Linked DNA regions of Homo sapiens: region 1 is linked to region 2. Evidence: chromatin loops called from intact Hi-C (ENCODE). Cell type or tissue: Caco-2. All regions are shown on one strand.

Region 1 (5,000 bases), 360 kb after region 2:
AAATTTTGGCCTCTGGGACAAATCTGGTCCGAGGGCTGTTTTCACACAGTCCCTGAGCTGAGACTGTGTTTACATTCTTAAAATGTTTAAAAACAAAAAATCTAAAGAAGACTGCTATTCTCTGACATGTGACAATTCTGTGAAACTCAAATTTCAGTGTCCATACATAAAGTTTTATTGAAACACACCCACACTCACTCACGTGTTGTCTGGAGTAGCCTCTCCACTAGCCCAGAGGAAAGCCACAGAAACCACCTGGCCCGCACAGCCTGGTATTTACTCTCTGGCTCTCTGCCCAAGTCTGCCAACCCTCTTTCTAGGATTTTGGATTGAAATCAAGCTTGGCGGTAGGGGCTGGGGGCTGAGGGCAGGAGCTGGAACACAGTGCCCTGTCTACCATCGCAGCATATTTCTCAATTAGAATTCAATTAGAATTGCCCACTCACTCCTGCTTCTCCCTGAGAGCCGTAGGGGCCTCGGGAGGTTAACAAGTCCAGGAAGACCCCGGAGGCAGCCACGTCTGCCTGGTAGAGCAACAGCACCCTTCGATGCTGATCAGGTGTGAGCTAAACTGCCAGGCACACCCTGTGCAGGAGAGGCGGGGTCCAGACACAGCCCGTGGAGTCCCCAGAGCAGTTAGCAGAAGCCGCACCGTGTTACTCTCTCATCTGTGCAGATCACCCCATAGTTAGAAAACAGGAAGTCTGGATTTGGAGATGACTTTCTTTTCTTTTTTTGGCTGAGCTTAATTTTCTCAAATTAAGACCAAAACATTTGTAATTCACACTTCACTCTATAAACAAGCGCTGGGTCCTCATGCAGGGAGGCATGAGAGTGGGTATGGAGGGTGCATTTTAACGGCTACCTTTGGTTTTCAAGATGAGGGCAGCTGTGTTTTCAGATGGGGCAAAGAGGTTGAAACAAGAGGGTTGAAACATCAGAAAACTGAAGATATAGTAGAAGAGAGAGTATGCCAGGAATCAAAGGAAAAAACTCTCCCCCACACAGAATTGATTCCTGGATGGAATCCCCCATCCCAGGTCAGGGCCCAAGCCTTTGCTTCCAGGGGAAGTGGAAGGAAAGTTCCTTCCTCCAGATCTGAGGTTAGCGTAAGGATTTGCCTCAGAACCCTGCAACCTAAAGCCAGCAAAACAAACCCACTGCCTCTGCGAGGAGCGTCAAGGCCCCCACCCCCTGAGCGTCTGTTCACTCCATGGCTTAGGTCTCAGAATCCCAGCTGAAGGCCTCTGGCCAGAACTCTGCGGCTCTCATGGCCCAGGCGGCCCACCTAGCAGGCAGGCCCCACTGGGCAGGAGCCTCCGCAGAGGAATGGGGCTGTGGAGAGGACAATGTGGTCCCTGCCATTTCAGAAAGAGGATGAGAGCCTCCGCGCAGCCCAGGAAGCCAAGGCACGGTTGAGCCTGCCCGTGTTTACTCCACGGCGCGCCATTCTAATGGCAGCTGTTCTTCTTACTGCTCTGTGAGTGGCAGGGGACGGCGCAATCTTCCCTCCTGTGCCTGGGGCCTCGGAGAGTGGAGTGAGCCTCGGCCCAGTGTCCAGGTTCCTACCTTCCAAAGATTCCGGCTGGGGCACTATCCTGGGCCTGGTTCCCCCAGGGCCAAGCTGCAGAGCGCCGGGCACCACCCGCGAGAGAAGCAGCCACCCACCCCTGGGTGTGCCCAGGAGCCCATCCACAGTTTGGATCTGCACCGAACACCAGCAGACTGCAGCAGGAGGCTCCTTCTGCAGTTCCAACTCGGCTTCCGAGGGATGCAGGCCGGTGCTCTCCTCCTCTCCAGCCCTGGTCAAGCCAGGGCTCCGGTGGTCTTTCAGCCTCCACAGCCTCTGCATGTAAAAGGCACTGGCAGCACAGGGTGGACGTTTGGGGAGTTTACCTACCCACGTCCGGGCTCTCTCCTCTCCCTGCACCTCCATGCTCTCCCCAGAATTGCAGGGTGCTGGGTGCAGGTGGCACCTGCCATTGGACCAGCTCCTGGCTGCTTCTCCAGAAGTGTCCCGGGGCTGGAGGGAGCCGGGGTCCCGGGGCTGGAAGGAGCCGACACTTGGGGCCCGGGGATGGAGGGAGCCGTGGACTTGGGGCCTGGGGCTGAGGGAGCCGTGGACTTGGGGCCCGGGGCTGGAGGGAGCTGGGGTCCCAGGGCTGGAGGGAGCCGTGGACTTGGGGCCTGGGGCCGGGGGGAGCCGGGTCGGGGGCTGGGGGGAGCCGGGGTCCCGGGGCTGGAGGGAGCCTTGGAGTTGGGGCCCGGGGCTGGAGAGAGCGGTGGCTGGAGGGAGCCGTCCCCGCGCTGCCCTGGTGGAGTCCGCGCGCCCTCTGGTGGTCGCCTCGGGGAAACGCCGCGGGGCCGTAGCCGGCGGTCCGACAGCCCAGGTGAGCCCTTAAGGATTCAAGCGTCAGAGTCCCTTCAAACCGAGGGCGGGTGACTACAGGCCACCTCCACCCACGGGAGCGTCAAGGAGGGGCGGCGAGGTGAGCACCAGGGGGTCACGCGCCTTCCTCTCCAGAGGGGTCAGTTCAGCCTCGGGGGGCTGGGGCCGGCCCGGAGAGGCCGCCCTGAGTCCGGGACCCGCAGGAGGCCTCAGCCAAAAACAGAGGCAGGGGCGTGGGAGAGTGAGGGGATGGTGCCGGCCGTCAGCACAAGAGAGGAAAGAAACTGAAAAATCTGGAAATCAGGAAAAGTATTGGCTGAGGGCAGAGGGCAAAGGCCACCTCTGACATCTGACCCTGAAAGCGACCGAGTCCCGAGCGTCCAGAGCTGTCCCGAGGGTTCCACGGGAAACCTCGTCCTGTCACCACGACTCCCTCTGTGCAGATGGAAGAGCGGGTCTCGGAGGGGGCGCAAGGTCTCGCGGGGAGCAGGGAGCGGCACAGACTTGGCCGGGGCCACCCACCCACTGCAGCAGCCCCTTCCCTCCAGCCCATCTTCTCTAGCTCCAGAAGCAGGTCTCAGGCTGAATAAACAGGTGTGCTAGGCGGTGAAGGCCAGGGAGCGCGGAGGAGGGGATGGGACAGCCAGGCCGAGGGGCGCCGAGCCCTGGACAGAGGTGCATGGATAGAAACAGTGTTCGCTCTGAAACAGGGACTGGTGGTGTCCTCTCGTAGTCAAATCCTGGGTGGAAAGCGTTCTAGGACATATGAGAACCCAGGTGAAGAGATGGAGCGTTTCTGCTGACCCTAAGGAACACTCTTCTGGAATCCAGGTTGGTGAAACACAAAGGCTGCCCCATCACTAGCAAGTGCTTAGAGCCCGGGTCCCAGCCCAGGCAGGCGGCAACGCAAGGCCAGCATCAGGAGGACCCAGGGGCCGGGCCAAGGCTGGCCGTCCTGGGATAGGAGACCCTCCCCAGCGCCACAGAAGGCCCCATTCTCTGGGTGGTGACCAGCTGCCCCAGGGATGCCCTGCCTTGAGGTTGGATCTGAAAAACCACCTCTTTCAGCTTTTTCTCCTTTGTCACAAAAAAAGTTTCAGAAATAAAAACCTACTGGAAGATTCCTTATAACATGTACAGAAACCGTGTCAGGCTGAGTGTGCAGTAACCGTGTGGGATGACGGGCCACACACACCCGGGAGTACACCCTCACCGCAGCACCTACACACGTGTGTCACACCAAAGCCAGAGTTTGCCAAGAATATTTACCCTACACCGCAGTATCGTCTCTTTATTCAAGCCGGCGACTAATTGATTTCAGGACCCACTAGTGGGTTGTGGGAGCAATTTTAGAGTCCCTGCTCTGTGTCCAGGGCCACATCAAGAATGAAAGAAGGGAGTACTGAGGGAGCCCCAGCCCTGGATGCCCCTCCCTGGGGAGCACCTGCCCTGAACACCCGGCCAGCCAGGCAGAGTGGGGCAGAGGCGCAGCCCACCCTTCCAGGGCAGGTGAGCCACAGGCACCCCTCCCAAGACCCCTCAGCGAATGTGCCAACCCTGCCAACCTCTCCTCTGGTCGCAGCTCCCTCTCTGTTCTAGACACTGGAAGTTTCCTTGCTCCACTGGGAGGGCTGTGAGCATACATGAGGGAAAGACCCCAGGAGAAGAGAAAAGAGAAGGAAAGAGAAGTGGCTGAGATGTACCCAGGACTTCCACGAGGTGGATTGGAGGAACGCTGCCCAGAGAACTGACCTCAGCCAAAAAAAAAAAAAAAAAAAAAAAAAAAACGAAAAAGGAAAAAAAAAGAGCTTTCAATCATCAGGCAATTATTACAACTGTGGAAAAAGATAAATGAATGTACAAAGCTCCCAGGCAAGGCATCAAAACGGTCCAAGGCAGAGACAGATCATATGCAGCCCGCAGAGATCTCAGCTGTTGCTAAGATGAAGCATTGGCTGGAATTAGGCAGCACACCAACACGTGGTGGGGTTTCAGTAACTTTATTTATTTATATTTATATTTTTATTTTTTTGTTTGAGATGGAGTCTCACTCTGTTGCCCAGGCTGGAGTGCAGTGGCACGATCTCAGCTCACTGCAACCTCTGTCTCCCAGGTTCAAACAATTCTCCTGCTTCAGCCTCCCAAATAACTGAGATTACAGGCACCTGCCACCATGCCCAGCTAATTTTTGTATTTTTAGTAGAGACGGGGTTTCGCCATGTTGGCCAGGCTGGTCCCGAACTCCTGACCTCAGATGATCCACCCACCTCGGCCTCCCAAAGTGTTGGGATTACAAGTGTGAGCCACCGTGCCCAGCCGGATTTCAGTAACTTAAAAAAATACAGGCAGATTTGTTCTATTTGCTATATTTTCCTAGTTCAATGTAAGGAACACACTTCCAGAGCACAAGACGATGAACTAATTTTAAAATGCACAGACGTAGGATCCCATCCAAGGCATCATAGGCCACTGTGGGTCTCTGGTCCTGCCCCCACCCCCCTCCTGAGCCCCTCTCTCTCCCACCGCCCGTCACATCCCCAGGCTGAGGTGCCCAGGCAGCCTTGGTGAACACCAACCAGGGCGAGGGCAAGGAGGCAGCTGTGAGATGGGG
Region 2 (5,000 bases):
CAGTGAGGCCAACAGGCTTGGGAGATGTTTGTGGAGTGTCTGGGAGCCGAGGCCAGGACCAGGGTGGGCTTTGGGTCTCTACAGCCCTTCCATGCTATTCAAATCACACAGTGTGTCTCCCTCAGGGACCGTGTGGCTAAGTCCTAGAGGTGAAGGCCCCTTATGAGAAGAGCGAATTTTCTGCAGAGTGAGTTGGGCTTTTTTTTTTTTTTTTTTCACTTAGAAAACACAGAAATGCATGGTCTGGGGTCACCCAGGGCTGTATGTCCATACAGGTGTTGGCATGCCCCCTCGGCCCATGGGCCTCATTGTCCCCCCAGCCTGTCTGCTCTTGCTTCAGGTGCTTCCCACATCCTCAGCTCTGAGCCTCCCCACGCAACTCAGCCCAGCAGATGTGTGAATGGGTGCCCAGGATATTAGCTAATAGTTTAACATCAGGGCATTCCGCACTGGAAGAGGAAATTATCTGCCATCAAAGAGTGCCCAAGGTCACAAAGAAAGGTGGAAGGAGGGAGAAGCCATAGCTGGTGGGCCTGGTGTTCTCGGGGAGACACATGCTCGCATACGTGTGCACATGCACAGGCAGCCTGCTCCGCTTCCCCAGAGAGTCTAACCAAATGATCCATCCCCATGCTGCAGGAGTGGCCGCTTGGCCCACACACCTGGGAAGAAGAGCTGTAGCCTCCTGGAGAACCTGCCTGTCGGAACCAGGCAGCGCCTGAGTTCCGTCCTCCCAGGGGCCCGCCATCTCTCCTGAGCACCCCAGCCAAGGGCAGGGTGAGGCAGCCAGCTGATCCCCTCGGTAGGCTCGCTGATAGCATCTAGAGGGCTTGCTTTTCCAATGTTAATAAGCGGTTGCTACAGGTAATCAGCAGTCACCTGATGATATTCAAGGCTTATTTCAAAGCCACATGCAGGGTTGTTGTTGTTTGGGGTTGTTCAAAATCATTCAAACAGCCCAAATCGTACTAATCCCATTCTTATCTGGTGATCAAATAGAAGCCGACTCGGTGATTGGAAAAGCAACTGGACACAGTCAGCTTGGAGAGGGGTGCTCCTGCACGCTGGGGGCCTGGAAAGATGAGGGGATCTAGGGAGGCCGGGCCGAGGCCTGGCTCCGCCTCACCTGACACTCAGCCTTAGACAATGACACAGGTATTTTATGCCCCATCCTGACATTTGCTCCCCCTACACTAACACACAGAAATGATCGTGAGGAACATTCCCCCCAACACGTCAAGGCCACTGTCCTTGCCAGTCCAGGGCTCCAATACCCCAACGTATAGTCCATTAAAGCCTCCCCAGGGCAGAAACAATTAATGATCTAATGATTAATGATGGCATTGCACATAGGAAACGCTGAACACATTGTGTGTTTGAAAGAATAGGTGAACAGATAAACAAAGGTGCAAACGAATTCCTACTGTCTGGGGCCCGAGGCGAGAAGACAGAAGGCTGCAGGCCAGGATGGAGGCTGCGTCTGGGTCGGGACTAGGCTCTCACTCCTGGCATTTCTGCCCACACTCTCCTGTCTCCTGACAATCTCAGAAACACAGACATGAATATAGAGACCTCCATGGACCAGCAACGACAACATGGGCTGGCCCTGGAGGGGTCCCCCTGTGTCATCAGGGATACCCACTGGGGACTCTGCCTGCGAGGCCAGGCATCTCCAGGTGGCATTGTGTTCTTGTTGGAGACGCACATCTAGAGAGGGAAGCAGTGGCTGCACCCAGTCAGCACTGTGGCCACCAGAATAATGCAGAGATATGTAGACACGTGTGACACCTACTATTGCTGTGGATTTTGCAAAAAAAAAAAATGTATTTTTCTTCTATAGAAAATCCCATCTTCCCTTGTCGTGGATAACTCAGGGTTCCTGAAGCGGGAAATGCCTCAAGAGAACATGCTCTTGGATCACGCTGTTTCTGCCTCTAATCTTGTCCTCAGGTACTGCAGACAGATAGAAACAAAGTGGTTTTGCCCAAGAACCCATGCTTGGTGACCTGACCTAGAGCCCAGCTCCCTCGTCTCTGCCGGGTGGGGCAGGAGTTGAGTGCCTCATGAGGCTCTTCTGCCATTTTGCGAGATCTCCCATCTCCTGTCACACACAATGAGCCCCTCCAACCATAATACACTTCCAAAGAGGCAGGCCACCTTCACCTCCCCCCCTCGGCACCTCCACCCTTGCACAAGCCATTTGCCTGTCATCTCAGTAAACTCTGCTGCCCTGGCCTCCACCAGTCCCTCATTCCAAATGCCAGAGCCCTGGGTCGCCAGCTTGCTCAGGAATTTCTCAGGTGATGCAGAGAACAGTGAGTCCTGGAAGTCAACCAGCTGAGAACTTGCTGCTCACCGTCTCCTCCTGAGACAGAGGAAGGGGTAGCTGTACTTGGAGGTTGCCCCACAAGCCGTCCCCACGGGCATTTGCTCACCTGAGTACACAGGTGCTCTTCCCAAGGGCCCCACCACAGCCTCCAGACCTCCCCCAGGACACCCTGTGGCATCCGGCTCTCCAGAGGCTGCCTCCTTGCACAGCGATGCCTTTGACTGTGCCCGGTGGTCTCCCTCCATCCCGCTCTCCCCTTCCGTCTTTGCTCACACTCCTGCCCGGCTTGCAGCAGAGCCCGGTTCCTCAGGTAACATCTTCCTTTCTGTGCTCTTCTCCTGCCCCAGCCGCACCTGCCTGGCTTTCCCCTTCTGCGTGCTGGTAGCATCCAGGTCCCACACGGGATGCCAGCAGTGCTCGCCGGGCGGCTGGAGGTGCCAGGGTGGTCATTCATTGCCACGTAATCATTGCTCACCTATCTAAGGGAACACGCACTCCCCTGCTCCTCTTGGCATTGTCCCCACTCCTCCCTAGCGCCCACCTCTGTATCACTATGGGCCAGTGAACCAGTGGCACCGAGATGTGGCCAGGGGCTCATCTCTGGAGTGGGAGGTGGGTTGCAGGCCACGTTATGCCTTAGCCTCTGGGCTAAGGCCCTGCAAATCCTCCGAGGAAATGAAAATATCCCGTGGGGCCGGAAGGGGGAGCTCATTAGGCCGTGATCTGCCAGTAAGTGACCAAATGAATTCGTCAGCCCAGCCCTGGCAGAGGCAAGATCCCTGAGGCATAGGCGGGGGAGGGGAGTGGAATCAGGACAACTCCAGGTGGAGGGGGCCTGGGAAGAAGGAGTGAGTTGGCAGCAGAGCTGGGCAGTGGGGGGCAGCGAGAGAGCATTGGATCCCCAGCCAGGAGCCCACCTGGGAGGAGAGAGGAGACAGAGGCGAGCCGTGCACCCCAGGGTGGCCACAACCAGCCTGGAGCTTGGGAGCAAATTGCTTTGCAGTGAGCCCAAATTAAAGCATCCATTATAGTTTCTGCTCTCAAGAAATCAGTTGATTTCCCCTCTGTTTAATCAATCAGAGACATCCACAAATGGCAATCTACGGGCCTCTCTGTGTCTAGCTCCTGTCTGGCTCTCTGCCCGGCACTCATCTGCATCCTAATCCAAGCAATTCACCCTCCTCCTCACGGCCCAGCTCAGATCTCAGGACCATTGTTCATCTCTCAGCCATTCTCAGGCCACAGGCAACAGCAGACTCAGATGTTTCTCGTCCCCACACCTCCATTTAACCAGCTTCGGCATGGCTGCCCCTGGAAGGTGAAGGCCATGGAGACATAGAAGGAAGGAGTGTGGAAACAACCTCTCTCTGTCTCCACAGCACACACATATCACAGCCAGGGGCCTGGGAACACGCCCAGGTCAGTCCCACGTAATCCAGCCCTGCAACTACACACATGCATTGTGTCTGCACCTGACCGTGTCCACACCTGTACTATGTTCAACCTGCATGGTGCCAAAACCTACACTGTGTCTACACCTGCCCTGTGTCCAGAATGCACTGCATTCACACCACACTGTGGCCACCCTGTACGGTCTATACTTGCATTGTGTTGACACCTGTACTGGGTCTACACCTGCGCCATGTCTACATCTGCACTGTGTCCACACCTGGACTATGTCTATACCCACACCTGTGAGGTTCTCACTTGTCCTACGCCTACACCTGCACCGTGTCCACACCTGTGACATCCCCACTTGTTCTACGTCTACACCCGCACCACGTCCACACCTGTGACGTCCCCACTTGTTCTATGTCTACACCCGCATTGTGTCCACACCTGTGACGTCCCCACTTGTTCTACGTCTACACCCGCACCACGTCCACACCTGTGACGTCCCCACTTGTTCTACGTCTACACCCGCACCACGTCCACACCTGTGACGTCCCCACTTGTTCTACGTCTACACCCGCACCACGTCCACACCTGTGACGTCCCCACTTGTTCTATGTCTACACCCGCACCACTTTTTTTTTTTTTTTTTTTTTTTTTTTTTTTTTTTTTTTTTCTACGTCTACACCCGCACCACGTCCACACCTGTGACGTCCCCACTTGTTCTACGTCTACACCCGCACCACGTCCACACCTGTGACGTCCCCACTTGTTCTACGTCTACACCCGCACCACGTCCACACCTGTGACGTCCCCACTTGTTCTACGTCTACACCCGCACCACGTCCACACCTGTGACGTCCCCACTTGTTCTACGTCTACACCCGCACCACGTCCACACCTGTGACGTCCCCACTTGTTCTACGTCTACACCCGCACCACGTCCACACCTGTGACGTCCCCACTTGTTCTACGTCTACACCCGCACCACGTCCACACCTGTGACGTCCCCACTTGTTCTACGTCTACACCCGCACCACGTCCACACCTGTGACGTCCCCACTTGTTCTACGTCTACACCCGCACCACGTCCACACCTGTGACGTCCCCACTTGTTCTACGTCTACACCCGCATTGTGTCCACACCTGTGACGTCCCCACTTGTTCTACGTCTACACCCGCACCACGTCCACACCTGTGACGTCCCCACTTGTTCTACGTCTACACCCGCATTGTGTCCACACCTGTGACGTCCCCACTTGTTCTACGTCTACACCCG

The links. Peaks named below come from ENCODE experiments on the same cell type or tissue, not always from the same donor. Only the 100,000 strongest peaks of a DNase experiment are listed, where the experiment ranks them.
Region 1: it touches region 2 in a loop (20-fold over the local background); 5 of 110 quality-filtered maps call a loop at or near these places.

What each region holds. Positions count from the first base shown.
Region 1 is chr7:155,794,470-155,799,469 of GRCh38, reverse strand. No RefSeq gene overlaps it. Among named protein-coding and RNA genes, the nearest start is that of SHH, 15 kb to the left of the region's middle. RefSeq lists an enhancer at 470-549. In Caco-2, a CTCF peak has its summit at 2,344 (motif pointing left); a DNase peak (open chromatin) is centred at 2,370.
Region 2 is chr7:156,155,054-156,160,053 of GRCh38, reverse strand. It overlaps LOC105375602 (a long non-coding RNA gene), which reads right to left. Exons shown (of 3, transcript XR_928249.4): 3 at 1,887-1,953. Among named protein-coding and RNA genes, the nearest start is that of SHH, 350 kb to the right of the region's middle. In Caco-2, no CTCF peak of the experiment used is centred here; a DNase peak (open chromatin) is centred at 3,053.